Linked DNA regions of Mus musculus: region 1 is linked to region 2. A link is a loop called in an ENCODE intact Hi-C map of the cell type or tissue named here. Cell type or tissue: heart. All regions are shown on one strand.

Region 1 (8,000 bases), 60 kb after region 2:
ATTCAGATACAATATCTTTTTAATATTTGGGGTTTTAGTTATCTTAGAAAAATTGTGGTACAAGAAAATTTTTAAAAAATGATGATTTGCTTATTACAAATTATTTTTGAAAGCTTCCAGGAGATGTTAATTGGCTAAAACCACACCGTAAACTCACCACAGGAGAACTTAAGCCTTTGTTAGGTGCTATCAAGTGAGATTCAAATTAACTGGTGAGAAACAAAAAAGCTTTGTGGAAAGTAGAGAAAGCTGTGATCAATTGTTATCAATTATAATCAAGGATAATCAAATATTAGCTGCTTATTTGGGCAAAGAGAACATTAATGTAGACTCATGTAAAGTTTAACATCCTATTATGATGCTTAAATTTGGGTCCCCAAAACCTTGCTGCTGAGTGAGTGCCTTATAGTATTCTACAACCAGGCATACATATGCCTAGGTAAAGAGAAAGGATCCACTTATTGGCACATTGGCATGATCCTGTTCAGGTACTTAAAATGGGGAAGAGGGGGAATGTTTTTGTTTTTTCCACAGAATGCTGCAGAAGCATGCTAGCTTCCAGAATGATTCCTGTGACAGGCTGACCTGTGAGTTCCTGAGTGCCCTGACAGTGGTGACAGGAAAGCTGTATTGGGTGTACAGAGAAGAAGGAAGCAGGGAGAGCAGACACTTGCAAGCAAAATGAAGAGACTCTCCCTATCCCTGCCACAGACTGCAGCAATGAGAGCCGACCTGGTGAGGACTAAAGAAGCTGACTCGTGAGGCGGAGAGACTGGTACAGAGAATGGACACGATGCTTTCGTCAGAGACACTGTTTTTGGCCATTTAGGCCAACTCCCCTATAGCTGTGAAGGCTTGTGTGCCTTACCCATATGCTATATTGTTGGGTAATTTTGATAGAGTTAAGATCACCAATCTTTTCAAGTCTTTTCATATTAATTGTAATTCTTGTCAATTAACTAATTGTGTAGATCCTAATTTAGATAAGGAATCTGCTGTTATGATGTTGTTAAAAAGACCTGCTTACGTTTTGCTGCCTGTAGAGTTAGGAAATAATTCTTGGTTTGAGAATTCAGGATTGCAAACTTTGAAAAAGTTAAATGAACTTATTAGACCAAAGGAGATTTGTTACAGCTCTGATTTTAGGAATTACTGCTTTAATTGTAATTTTAACTTCTTTTTGCAGTATCTACCACAGCTTTAGTTCAGCAACTACATACCTCTCATTTTGTTATAGATAAACTGGAGGCAAAGGTTAATGCTTTTTTACAAAAGGCAGTTTTAGCAATAGATTGAGACAGGATATAGCAAATATTAAGGCTAGGTTAACAGAAAATTCAGATATTAGCAGAAGCCATTTGGATACTTGGAACATTGATGAATTGGCCAGAAATTTAAAGAATAACCTAAGTGCATTGAATCCCTTGGATTAGGTTCAATATATAATCTTGTTTGCTATTATTATTGGCATTATTTTATTAGTAATCATTGTATTTCCACTCATCTTTAGAGTTCTTCTGAGATCTGTAGCTACCACGAGGCGGGACATTCTGGAACTTCGTCTAAAACATAAAAAACAGGGGAACTGCTACATCCACTCCAGTAGTGACAAGTGTGACAGGCCCCGGACACCTGGGCGCTGTCCTCAGGTGGAAAGTTCATGGAAACTTAGTCTCCTGGAATTGTGGCATCCTGTATAACGAATGCTCCAATGTCCTTGCTTTAGTTGGTAAATGGATCTGTGTGCTTTCCCTTAATATTGCTTTATTACAAGTGCTCCTAAGGATTGATTTTTTGAGATATAGCTAAGTTAGATTCTAGGCAGTCCTTGATCCAACCCTGGGCATGGATAGCTAAGTCACTGCCCTACACAGAAATTTACCATTACCTAGGAAGAAGGAAGTTTGTGACCTAAAGAGGAACCAGAGTAGTTACTTAGAACTATAGATAGCTGAGTTACACCCATACACAAGTATTTACAATGGCCTAGGGGGAAGGTGGACTATACAATAGACTAGAGTAGGAACTATGGCAAGGGCACGAAGCCCTTGCCCCTGGCTTCTAAGATTAAGTGGGCCTTAGGTGGGGCTATTTTTGATCCCAGTTGTTAACATTGAATTTTATCCCAGTTGGTTCCTGCTAGTCCTTCCGTGTTTGCATTCCTCTGATTTATGTAAGAATCCAGTAACCTCATTGTCACCTTACTTCCCTATTTTCTTCTGTATAAAAAGTTTGATGCTCTATTTGACAAATTACATCAGATCCACACTTCCTTGTGTCGAGTCTGTTTGTCACCCCAATTCCCACCGACTCTGTGCCCATCTGTCGGAACCCCTGATTCCCACGGATTGAGGGGGGCTAATTAGGCCCGGTCCGTGGCACCCGTTTTTACACTGTTGTTGAGACACTCAGAGCAGGATGGTGTGTAACAGCGGAACAAGAAGCCGCCAGTCGGCTTTTAGCAGTAGGACTCATGATGGCACAGGAGCTAACTGGGGCTGTGACAGTTGCAGGTGACTAGATGAGTGTCAATCTGCTTCTCCTATTAGGTTTGTGTGTGGCTCATCACTGAAGAGAGGAGAGTGTTTATCTCTCCCAGCAATGGCAGGGCAGATGGAGAGGGTTCTGGGGATGGAGGGAGAGTGCATTGTGGGGAGTGCACTTTCTGTGAGAATAACCAGACAGTGGGTCAACAAAGGGAGAACACGGGACTTTCTGTATGCCACAGTGGCCAAGGGTGAGTGCAGTTTGAGGCTGGCTGGAAGATTTCAGACAATATTAGAGACAACAGGCTCAGATGAGTGGCCAAGGTGGTGTCAATTTCTTGGTGGCTACCTACAGCTGGGACAACCAAGAGAATTTTCTAAATGCCAGTGGTACCTTGCTGTGGAGTAGAGTCTGCCGCCTGTCACAGTATATTACGTTTGCTTTAATCTGTTAAGGTAGAGAGGAGGACTGGGGAAGATTTTTAGCTCTGAGGGAAAAACCAAAACAAAACGGAACTTAGATTTTTCTAATATTTGACTATGGCCCCCTCTAGTGGCCATTATGTAGAATTAACCAGAATCTAAATATTTCGGAAATGAATTCAATTTTTCAGAGACAGAGTTTGCAGCTTTGAGGGACTAACCTGGATTCTGATATGCAGCCAGGTCTAGTTTGTGGTCTGAGAGGTATCTGGGTATCTCAGAACTTACTTTATGAATTACATTGGTAGATCGGTTGTTGATGGCAGAGAGATCATTGAACCAGGCACACAGAGCTGGCAGGCAAGATGGATTAAAGTCCTGCTCTATTGTGCTTAAATTCTATCACAGAGGTCGGCCCATCAATAATTAGTACACAAGAAAAAGGACGCTTTGGTTAGCAATTCCTAGGGAGAAAGCTGAGCTTGCTAGCAGGGAGCAAAGACTGAGGTGGCCAAGGAGAGCTTCTCTGAAGATGGTACAGAGGAGCAGAGGAATGTCCCGTTTAGGGACCACCGGGAGAAAGGGCTGCGTGCTGCAGGACGGCTTGCCTGCTCTGTGAGCCCACACGGTGCACCTGTCATGACTGGGAAACACTGAGCAGTTGGCATAAGCCATGAGCTGAGGTCACACGAGGGCTAGACCCCACCAGGACTGTCAGTGTGGGGTACACAAAGCCATAGGAGTTCGCTCACAACAATTTTCATCCTGTCTCAACAGATTGTATTTAAGAACTTCTCTGTTGAAATGATGGACTTTGCTTCTAAACAAGTGGAAAAAAATATTTCAAAACCCAAATTTGATGTAATCTGTTAGCTCATCAGATCAGCCAGCATTTGGTGTAGCGGGTCCATGCAGGATATTCAAGTTAGAAATAGCAGGCTCATGCTACGTTTTTATTTATGTAAGACATTGTCTTCTTGAAACAAATGTCTTATCAAGGGGCTGATATCTTTCCGAGGAGAAACTGAAAATGGTTTTCGCTCTAATGAAGATGATTCTGAAATTGAACTGGATCTTCTGCAAATACTTGATTTAGCCACACCTCCAAATACAACAGCTTCTTTTTTTCTACCCGTGCCTTACCTAGAAGAAACACTGTGAGAAGCAAGGCAGAAAATGCTAGCAGAAGTCGGCACTGTTAGGTTTGTGAGAGCAAAAAATGTAACATAACCTGATGCCTGGCCAATGGCATGCATCCAGCTGGTAGCCCTATGCTGTGCTGTGTGTTGGCTTCTGTGCCAGGGATGTAGCCCCTCCTACTTGCTGGAGATGACAGGAAGGGCATCTGTGGACTGGAGAGGTGGCCCAACAGTTCCTGCACATGCTGATCTTGCCCAGGTTAGTTCCCAACACCCACATCATAACTGCCTGTTACTGCACTTCTAAGGGGGGGGGAGACAGACAGACAGACAGACAGACAAAGAGAGACAGAGACAGAGAGACAGAGAGACAGAGAGAGATGCACATATAGACATATGCACACACAATTTTTAAGAAATCTAAGAAGAAAAGGACACTTGTACATCAATGCTTGGTGAGGAGGAAGTGAAGAAAAAGAAGGGATGTCTGTGTCTGTGAGACTGACTATGGCAACAAATGTGGGGGGCACAGAGCTCCTTTAGGGGTATCTAAGTTTGCCCCACCCCCACCCCATCTATCAAGGGAAAGAGGCCATTCTGCATAATCTTCACATTTCTCCAGGAGTCCACATTTTACGCTGAAAACTAATTCATATCCTAGAATAACAGTATAAATATGGTTTCGAGGCCAGTGGTGGTGACTTGAACCTGCACTCTCAGGGTTGCATGAAGTAGGAGAATCACTTCAAGTTCAAGGCTGCCTAGTTTACAGAATGAGAGCCATCTTAAACAAACAAACAAACAAACAAGCCAGAAAAACTAGTAAACAAATACAGCTTGGCATAACAGGCTGAACTACATGACACATTTGTAAGTGAAGTTTGTTACATGATTTTAATGCATTTTTGTATAAACAATAAAGATGTGCCAGGTGATGGCATTTAAATGTTTGTTTGCAGGGTGTGGTGGCACAGCCTTTAATGTACTTGGAAAGCAGAGGCAGGTGGGTCTCTGTAGATTCAGGGCCATCCTGATATACACAGCAAGTTTCAGGCTACATGTAGAGAGACCCTATTTTTAAAAAAAGATTATATTTGTTTATGGAATCATATTCCTTAAAGTATATTTTATATATGCATGTTTTTACTAATTCCAACTAAAACCACACTGCCTGTTGTTTTGTTAGCTCATCACCATGTTTATTCTTGGGATATAGTAAATGATATATGATATAATTAGTATATAACATACAATATGGCTGGAGTGGTCTAAGAGAAGGGAGGCATCTGTAGGGCAGAGTATGTACACTTGTTCAACAAGGTCAAGAACAAGTCAGCTGCTTAGAAGGCCTGTGGGGTGTGTGTTCACACCACCCAGCTGAACACATGGACAAGAGACCAAAACCTTGTTGTGCTTGTATCAGAGGCCAAGTGCCAGTCTCCTTTTATGAAAACAATGGGTATAAAACATGTGTTCCAATGATGTGGCATCTTACTCCTCAAAAAAATTTGAGCTACTTTTCCTTTTGCTGTGATAAAATGCCCTGACCAAAGCAACTTAAGGGAGAAAGGGCTCAGTTTGAGGTTGGTCTGTCCATCATGGTGGTGGGGACAGGGACTGCCAGCAGGAGCTACAGGTAGCTGGCCACATTGTATCCACAGCAGGGGGTGGGGGGTACCAGGGAGGCCACATTTTATCCACAGCTGGGAACCTGGGAGGAGGTTTGTTTTTGCTTTCTTTCTGCTCAGTTCAGGACTCCTGCTGACAAAATGGTGCTGTCTACAATTAGGGTGTGTCTTCCCAACTCAGTTAACCTACTCTAGATAATCCCTCACAGGTGCATGTCTGGAAGGCATGTCTCTTAGGTGAGTCTATACACTGCCAGGTTGGCAACCAGTACTAATGACCACAACATATATGTCAGGGAGAACCCGTTTTTATTATTATTACAGAGTATGAGCCAGGACTTATGTTTCTCTGTGCCCAGAGGTTTAGGCACATTTTTACATATGGACTCAGCCTTTCTGGCTCCACCCTCACATGTCTTTCCTGTTGGTGGCTGGTGAGTTTTCATGCATGTATGAGAAGCTGCAGGAGCTAGTCTGGCCTCCACTTGTTGAAACAGGGTTATTCTCGTTTCTCCCACTGTGCTTCCGGTTCCAAGTTACCTGGCCCAATCTTGTTTGCTTTCTCTATGTTGTTTTCCTTGAGTATCTGTTATAGCAGCAAAAAAACCCTGAAAGCAAGTGAGATTAAATTTATGTATTGAAGAATAAGAAACCACTAATTCAGACTGGGAAGAGAGAGGGGCTGATATGGGATGTAAAGTGAATAAATTAATTAATAATAAGAACTGACATGGATGCAGAAGCTGCACAAAGAGGGACACGTGGAAGGAAGTACCCTCTTCAGTGTCAAGACTGCCAGAAGCATCCCCTTGGGGCAGAGACCGCTTCCAAAGGAAAGAGAGACACCTTCTGAAGGAGGAGAAGTTGGATCTGAGAACTGCCACAATGATCATACTCCGTGAAATTGAGGAAAGATTCTGGTAGTTTTTTCTGCTTCCTCAAAGCCTGTCAAGATGCTAGGACATGGGCTGTTGAGATGGCTCAGTGGGTAAGAGTACCCAACTGCTCTTCCAAAGGTCCGGAGTTCAAATCCCAGCAACCACATGGTGGCTCACAACCATCTGTAACGAGATCTGACACCCTCTTCTGGTGTGTCTGAAGACAGCTACAGTGTACTTACATTTAAAAAAAAAAAGATACTAGGACATAGCAACATTATATGTGTACTACCCCAACCCTGTCCTCAAAGCCTGTCAACATTATGTATGTACTACCCCCAACCCCGGCACCAACACCCAGAAACAGGAAAGAAGGAGCTATTTAGGATTAGGAAGTGCTCTGGAATTCATATTTGCACATCAGAATAAGCTGGGCCTAAGCAAACTAGAATGTGAGTCCGGCATCCTTATGCTCAGATGCATGTAGTCCCACCAGTGATGACTGGTCAATCACACCCTGCAGGTGGTGAAACTGACCATTTAGGTATGAACTTCCTTACAGGCACACCTGAAATAATGTTTTACACGCTGAGGGACCCTAAGGGGTTTTCCAGTCCCACCCCAGTTACAGCTTTCCCCTCCTGCCTGGGGTCAAGGCTAGGCCAAGTTTCATTCTCTACCCACAGGAACATTCTTGAGTTAAAAAGTCTTAGAATGTACTGACTGATAGTCACCTGGCCTGCAAAGTCTCAGGTAGAGTTCAAATGCCTGTCATGCTTGCTAGCCAAGAGATTTAAAGGTCCATATGCTTAGACAATAAATTTGAACTGTAACCTTGCTGATGTAACCTGTGCCCTACAAAGTATAAAAACTGCTTGTAACAGCCATCCAGGGTCGCCTTCTAGTCACTCGCCTAGAGGGGTTGATTGAGGATTGACTGGGACATGTCAGAAAATAAACCTCTTGCTTTTGCATCAATTTGCTTCTTGGTGTCTCACTGAGGGCATCTCAAAGTAAGCACCACTGACTGAGGGTCTGGGTCTTACAAAGCCGTATGTGTATCTGTGAGGCAGTTAAATCAATGTATAAAATTAAACTTCAAGCTCTTGGTATTTTTAATTTAATTTATTTTCATTAGAGGGTGGAGACAGAATCCTGCCCTGTAGCCCAGGCTGTCCTGGACCTCACTCTATACCCCAGATTGGTCTTGAACTTATGGCAGTACTTCTGCCTTAGCATCTGAAATGCTGGTGTTTCAGGCCTTACCCTCCATGCCTGATGATGATTTGAATGGGAAATGTCCCCCACAACACAGGTATTTGAACAGCTGCTCCCCAGCTGGTGGCACTGCTTTGGGGTGCTGTGTAACCCATCTGTGGAAACTTCAAACTCTGTATCTCCATGACTGTATCAAGCAATCTTCAGATCTCCAATTCCTCTAGGCTT
Region 2 (8,000 bases):
ATACTCCAAATGGCTTCATGGCATCAATTAACTTCTGTGTATAAATATGATCAATTTCTTTAGGACATGCCAAACTAATTGGAGAGGTAATTCCATAATGCTTCTGTTGACGCTGGCTGTCCAGCATAGTGTTTCTGTTCAAGAAAAAGAAATGATGAAAAAATTTTAAGTCTCATTTCATATGGACACATTGAACCTCTTAAGTTATTTGAGCCACTTAAAAGTTTGAGGAACATTACCAAGGAAGTCATTTTTAAAAAGAGAAAGAAAAAGAAAAGGAAAGGCGGGTATTCTGTCTTTATGAAGTGTTTTTCATACAGCTTCCAGCTTCCATGGTCAGGATGTCTTTTCAAGCCCAAAGCAGTATGTGTTGGAATCAAGACAATTGTATCAACACCACTCAGTTCAACTGCAAAGACCCTGAATGGGCTTTATGCCAGGGCTCCCTCTACTATTCCCTGCAGGCTGAGTCAAATACTATCTAGGTTATAGAATCTTTGAAAAGAAGTCAAACACTTGAAAGACACTGTTAGTAAAACAATGGTCTTCCTATAAGTAAGGGAACAAAACATCCATCAAATGGTCCTCAGAACATGATCTAGCCTTAAAAAGAAACCTCAACCAGTCCCTGGAGAAACTTACATTCACAAACATCTTTTCCTGGAACCTGAGTTTACATTTCTAACACTTTGTGACTGTACTTAGTATTCTTCATTTTAGATTGGAACTCATATCATTTTCACACTGAATAATTATCAAATTCTTTACATTAAACAGCAAATTTTGAAGGGCTCAAATGACCCTTAATTGCCCTTAACTAGTATAAAATTACAATCTTCAATAAAGCACCACAGAATTCTGACTACATCTATAACTAAAAGATATGGGGTACATTTTGTTGCAAAAGAAAAAATGAGTATATACTCTCAACCTAACCACCTTTCTTCATATTTGCATAAAGAACTATTCATAACAGTAAGAATATAATCTCAAAAGGCAGTCTTTTAATGAGTAAATTAGCTCTTTAAAAAAAAAATAACAGAGGAAGAAAGGAGGGAGGTTAAATGGGACAGACATAGGCCCATGCCTCTATTCCCTTCATTCAGAAGGCTGAAGTAGAAGAATCTACATTCAAAGCCTGAGCTACATAGCAATACCTTCTCACCAAAGAAAGGTATAACTGGACACTAGGACTTCTTTCTTTCTTCTTGAAACAGGGTCTTACTATATAACTCTGTCTTGGAACTTACCAGACTTGAACTCAGAGATCAGCCTGCCTCTGCCTCATGGGGTTTGGATTAAAGGTCTGTGTTATGCCTGGCTCTATAATTAATTCTAAGCACAGTAGGGCAACTGTGATAAATACTAATTAATTACAGTATACATATTTATATAAGTAATCAGTAAATGTGATGGACAAGCCAATTGCTTTAAACTAGTCACTGTACAAATTATGTGCAAGTTTATCAATTTAAAATGTAAACACCACAAAAATACAACTGTAGTTAATTCTTTTTGCATTTTAAATGCTTAAAAATTGCCTTGAGGTTGGAGATGTACCTCAGTGACAGACTGTTTCATGTGTAGTGCCCTGAGTTCCATCTCTGAACCAAAAACCGAACTAACAAAACAGCAGTGACTTGTAAGTCCACAAACTAAAACATGTTTTTCAGCTGGAGGTTTTACAGGATGGGGAGAAAGAAAGGACAATAGAGAAGATAAGATAGCTTAGCCAGGTTTGGTGGCACAAGTCAAGTGGTAGAGGCAGAAGCAAGCTCATGGCCATGTGAAACCTCATCTCAACAAACAGCCTATATACCTTTGAAATGACTTAATGAAATATAAGGGAGTATTTTAAAAAACCCAACTCTAATTTCTCTCCCATTTTTATCTTGCTGTAGAACAAACAAAACTTCAATTAATTATTTCAAGTTCTATCTATCTATCTGTCTGTCTGTCTGTCTGTCTATGAGAGATAAGGTTGTCTGAGCAAGATTAGTGTGTGATTAATACATGGCACAGACAGATTTTCATAAAATCAAACCAAACAGGAACTCTAAGAAGTAGGTCTCAAAAAGTGTTATGAATTTCACTTACAAGGAAAAAAAAAAAAAACCTTACAGAAATGTTACTGAAGGTACAAAGATAGGTAAATAGAATTCTCACTGACATTCTATAAAAAACTTTTAAATAGCTCAAAATAGTCACTAAAAGTACTACACTGGGCTATGTTTATAAACGGAATACATTAGTTAATAAAAAATAACTAATAATGAAAATATTAACATAGCAAAAGGTCAGAGAGATCATGTTCTAAAGAACCAGTCTACAGAGTAGTAACTGATAATAAATACCCTATAAACAGTTTAAAACAGGTACACAGTTTTTATGGATACAGGGATAGGTACTATCAACATTAAAAATGCAGTAACAAGAAACACCAAACTCAGTGCTCTGGGGCCTTGGAAGAGCGTCGTGAATGCAATCAGAGAAAGGATAGGCGAGTCTTCAGATGTATTGGAATGCTCGACTTCTTTTCAAGAAAGAAAGGTTAAAGAGCTAAGAACACACCCCATGTTAGTCTTAGGGAAAAATGGGTGGTGGCTACACAAATGGTGTTTTGTATTTCTGTGCATTTTTCTGTACGTTGAAATTATTTCCGGATAAAGTGAAAGGTAAGAAATTCTAATAAATTCTTGACAAGTACAGAAACTGCTTCCGACTTATCAAAGTGTGAGCAGGGGATAGATACAGCCCGGTAGATATTGTGGGTCGGTGGGAAGGAACGGGGTAGAGGGTTTAGCCTTTCTCATGGAGCAACCGCAAACCTAGGGGCTCCGCTAGGTCAGTCCCTCTCCGAAAGACCTGAAAGATAGCGGGTCCGGCCGGGAGGAGGGGAGGCAGGGGGATGGTATTTGCGCCAATGCAGACAGAATAGACGGGCTCAGACACGGCTGGGGCAGGAGAGTGACCGACCGTTTTTTCTCCTCAGCCACACGCGCCTTTCCCCCTCATCCTGGTCTGGGGGCGTCCTCAGAGGCGGGCGGCGGGGGGCTGACGGCGACTCCCGAATCCCCGCCGGGCGGCCAGGTGAGTCCCGGGTAGGGGAGATGCCCTTGCGGAGTGGAGGGCAGCGGAAAGCAGAGGTCCCGGCCGGCTGCGCAGGGTGCCAGGCGCAGGGGCTGGAAGCCGGGGCTGCCCACCTCAGCGCACCTCTCTCCACCTCGCCCTCAACCGCCGCCCCCACTTACGCAGACATCTCTTTCATCGCTTCCTGCGTCTCTCTCCAGCGAGTGTCTTTCGCTTTGGGGTCCTGTTCTTGCCCTCTCTTCCTTCCTCTGTCCAATTCCCTTCGCTCGCTTGTAGCTCGCTCACTTCCCCACTCTCTACAGCCGAGGCATTCAACCGAGTAGTGAAAACACCACAAAACCGGCTCTATTTATGACAATACAGCGCGGCCACCGCCAATATGGCGCTACTTCCCAGGCTGCCTCTCGCCTTCCGCGGCTCCGCCCTGCAGCCCTGGGCCCGCCCTCGGGCACACCCCCACCCAGCCTTGAGTTCCCGGGACCCGCCCACCTCAGCGGACTTGCAGCAAAAGCATCTGTCAGAGTGTCAGGTCTCCCTGGTCTGTGGGATTGTCAATTCAGGCAAACCTCTGGGAAGGTTATTTGTCAATTTCCCCTTGTTTCTGCAATAAAAGCATCTAGAAAAAAAACCACCGCTTTCCCTAACACCATTTTAACTCTTCCGTTATCCCACATCTTAAAGTCATAGACTTAATAAGTACACATTGAGAAGATTTTTGTCACCGAGGGTCACACCCAAGAAGGTGCGACTTTAACACAACCAATCCAGGGAAGAAAGCTTATAAATAAATCAGCTTAACTTGTATTCTTTTCCCTCGGAGTACCACCTCCAAGTCCCAATTTATGACTTTGTGGCATTTAGCTGAGATGTTGAACATAATTGCTACTAGTTAGCCGTAAGATAAACCCAAGGATTTCCACCGCTCTGCCCCCAAACCTCACATTTTCAAATAGTGAAAATCATGTTCTGTGTGATTATGACGGTGAAAATGAGGGAGAAAATGACCAATGTTTAAATGTTAAAGGATAAAAGTAATTTCAAACCCTGTCTTTTTCTCCCAAGAGTCAAGCACGGTTGTTTGGGGAATGAGACTCAGTCACGGGAAAGGAGGTTACTTTCTGAATTATTCATTTATTCACTCAAAGTATTTATTGAAAATCTGGTCTGTCAGTTTGTTTATGCTCCATGTTTGATGCATAAAAGCAGGTCTGTGGTTTGACCTGAGCAAGTTCAGAGTTTTCCCATCAAAAGGTGGAGAAAAACTTCAAATATGAGTGATATTCTGCTGCTGCAGAAGTATGTATTACACACTGTAGGAACTAGATTCGTATCCTCAAGAGTTTATTGCGAGTGGATGAGAAAATATATATATACACTATTTAAATACAGATGGGGTCCAGTTGTCATTGGGGGACCAAAAGAGGACCATCTAAACATGGAGGAAAGTCACTAATAGCTTCCTAAAAGAGAGGATTCTGTATATTAGCAGGATTTGGGAGTACAGATTTTGGTAGGTTATGAGAAGACAAAATGGAGCTCAGGAGGTCGCTAGACTGGGATTTGATTCGAAGCAGACCCACCTTTGTTATTTGCTAGCTTTGTGACTTCTAGAACTTTAAAATAAAGTTTACGTTAACCTTGAACTTTTTCTTTAAGAAAAAAATGTAAAGTACACTTACTTTAGCCTGCAGGGAGTCAGAGGATGACTTCTAGAGTCTGTTCTGTTCTCCCTTTTCACCATTTCAGTCGCTGGGATCAAAATTGATTCCTCAGACTTGGCAGCAAACAGCTTTATCCACTGAGCCTTATTCACAGTCCCAATTTTAAACGTTAAAAATACTTTGATATGCGTATCTAATAAGAACACTTTGCTACACAACCATAATATTACTGTGCTCAGGCACCGTTGCCCTAGTATCAGGAGGAGGAGTGACACCCCAGCCTTGCAATTCTTAAAAGCCTCTTAGCTTACTTTCGCTCAACTTCGTTCTTCATTGTGAATTTTGGAGGACGCTTTACAGCATCTTCTGCCTTCATCCAGTCTATTGTCTCCTCAAAGAGGAAAGATTGCCTTCTGTGGTTCAGTTTTATTCACTCAGCACTGAATTTTAGCATACGTCTCTGGTTTCTAATGTAAAGTTCTTGTTGCTGGTAGAGTTGTAGTCAATTTTCCAGATCCACCAGCTATATCTTCAGATTCAACCAACCTTGTATTTTAATTATTCAAGATAAAATTCTATCCACACTGAAGATGTACATATCTTTTTCTTGTGATTCTCAAAACTACTTTTTTTTTTTAAAGACACGTCTTACTCTGTAGCTCAGAACTCAGTATGTAAACCAGACTGACCTTGAACTCACAGAGATGTGTCTGTCTTTGCTTTCTAAGTTTTTTTTTGGCATTACTCTCTATTTACATAGCATTTTAAATTGCATTAAGCTTTATAATTAATCTATAGATAGTTTAAAGTATGTGAGATGATGTTTGTAGGTTATATGCAAATATGGTGCCATTTTATAGAGGGAACTTGAACACCTCTTAGTGTTAGTGTTGGAACCAGTAAGAGGCTCTCAGACTAGCTCCTTAATACCAAGGGATGGCTGTATTCACACAATTTGCCACTTTTTAAAACGTCAAGTTGGTCCAGAGGAAGGAGGACAGGAGTCTATTTACTTTCCTGAACCTAGGATATATGAAACTAGGAACATAATTTGAACAATTGAAGAGCCTATCATGTTTTGCCTTTTATAATTATTTTTACCTTCATTTATGTGTATCCATGTGTGTCTGTGTGAGGATATATGCACGTGCAGGAGCCCATGGAGGCCAGCAGAGAACATAGGACACCCTGAAGTTTCAGGGGGATGTGAACTGCCTGATGTAGAAGCTAGGAATTCCTCTCTGATCAGTCCATGCTTTAAAACACTGAGCCATCTCTCTCTAGCCCACATTAATTAAAAAAAATACATCTATAGAAAATAATGCAAATATGAAAAATTAAATGAAAAATTATTTATTATTTGTGGGTGTCCATGTGTTGTGGTAAGAAGATACCTTTTGTCTCCTGCCAACTTTGTATGGATTCCAGGAATAGAACTCAAGTCAAACACTTTTACCTGTTATGTCATCTTGGCAGCCCTCAAAAGTCTGTTGTTTAAAAGATTTCCAATGTCAAACCTCTGGGTTTTCCTGGTCTGTTATTATGTGGTAAGGCTCAAGGCATCTCTGAATAATATTTTTTAATTAAAAAAAAACTTGCTAGCATTTAGGCATAATGGTGCATGCCTATAATTCCAGCACTTAGGAGGAAGAGGCAGGAGGACCAGGAGTTCTATATCTTCCTTGTTTCCATTGTATTTAAGGCTAGATCAGAATACATGAAACTTTTTAAAGGAAAACAAAACAAAAACAAAAACAAAAACCAACAAAACAAAACAAAACCTTGTTTCATTATCAGAGGCTTTGTTCTGTATGTTGAGATGTGAGATGCACCAAACCAAGCAAGGTAGCAATCATTTCCCCCAGAACTCAGGGGATTAACATAAACTCAGAGGACAGGGAGGTAGAAGTCTTGCTTCTTCCCAAATGGAAGTCAAGATTTCTTATGGGATTCACCTGTTTCTGAAACTGTTTCATAATAGACACTGGCTGTGCAGCCTGGGCTCCACAATTCTAAGCAAACTCACTACCTCTGATCAACTTCTTTCTCAGCAGGCCAGAAAGCTAGGTACAGGACACAGCACTTGGTTTACAATCATGTTAATTTTGCTTTTTGTTTGTCTTTAGCAGTTGGAGATTAATGAGTAAAAAAGGATTTAAAATATCAACCAGCTTTTTTCTGAACACTTGACTGCATTGTCTATGGCAGTTTCAACATTCTGACTTCCTGAGCCAATCAGGTATACAGTTGCTTTTTCTAATATAACGTATATTAGAAAGATAAGCCTCCAACGAACTTCAGCTACCACAATGGATCCCACAAAAGCTACTGTGAAAATATACCTTTGTCAGACTTTACATATTTTAGTTGACATTTTGAATAAATCAGACATTTCTAATGTGTTTTACAAAGACTACTGCCATGCGCACTTGGGTGTGGCTTAAGCATCTGAGACTCAAACTTTGCCCTCAGTGACCACTAACTCCAACAAGGCCAATGCCAACTCCGACAAGACCACACCTCCTAATACTGCCACTCCCTGTGAGTCTATGGTGGCCATTTCCTTTTAAACCATCACATACAGGACATGATCTGAGATGCTCTTTATTATTTGACTTTATCATATGGCACCAGAGTGTATTAATACTAACTAAAAGGCTCAATATCACTAGATAACATAAAAGTAAGACACTTTTGAGAGAAGCCAATTGCAGCCAAATAGAGTGGAGCCTCATCAGAGACTGAGTGGAACTGCCCAGCTGGGCAGTATAGAGGAATTTTAATCCAGCAACATGGCTACTCTGGCAAGGGATAACATCCAAAGCTCTTGCTCTGTGTGAACTGGATGGAATTCTGACACAACCTTAGTACATACCTTTAATACTCTGGCTGGAATATTGACAACCCCCTTAGCACATAGCCTGAATCCCTGTGGCTGGAATACAGACACGCCTTTAGCACACACCTTTAACCCCAAACACTGACATCTAACTGAGGGGCAGACAAAGTGACAAATTGGAGAAAGATTTGACAGAATGAGTCAGCGATAGCATATGCCCTGCTCTCATGAGGACACACAGGAAAGAGAGGCTACTTAAGAGTAGAGCAGGGAGAAGTGGAGTTGAGTTCAGCTGAGTTCATGTAGGTCTGTTCAGTTTGTAGTCAGTGCAGTTCAGTTTGTGGCATTCAGAGGCAGGTTTTCTAAGCAGAGCAACTCAGTCAAAAGCCAAGAGAAACCAATTTGAATCT

Evidence for each region. Peaks named below come from ENCODE experiments on the same cell type or tissue, not always from the same donor. Only the 100,000 strongest peaks of a DNase experiment are listed, where the experiment ranks them.
Region 1: a loop joins it to region 2, with 4 times the contacts of the local background. A loop is called at or near these places in 8 of 42 quality-filtered maps.

Annotation. Positions count from the first base shown.
Region 1 is chr11:23,951,529-23,959,528 of GRCm38, forward strand. No RefSeq gene overlaps it. Among named protein-coding and RNA genes, the nearest start is that of Papolg, 60 kb to the left of the region's middle. In heart, a CTCF peak has its summit at 3,042 (motif pointing left); no DNase peak of the experiment used is centred here; H3K27me3 peaks cover 453 bases.
Region 2 is chr11:23,891,771-23,899,770 of GRCm38, forward strand. It overlaps Papolg (poly(A) polymerase gamma), which reads right to left and starts at 3,500. Exons shown (of 22, transcript NM_172555.2): 1 at 3,252-3,500; 2 at 1-134. The coding sequence starts at 3,268. Gm12061 (a long non-coding RNA gene) reads left to right here and starts at 2,482. Exons shown (of 4, transcript XR_872317.3): 1 at 2,482-2,675; 2 at 2,993-3,090. In heart, no CTCF peak of the experiment used is centred here; a DNase peak (open chromatin) is centred at 3,521; H3K4me3 peaks cover 1,817 bases; H3K27ac peaks cover 946 bases; H3K27me3 peaks cover 375 bases.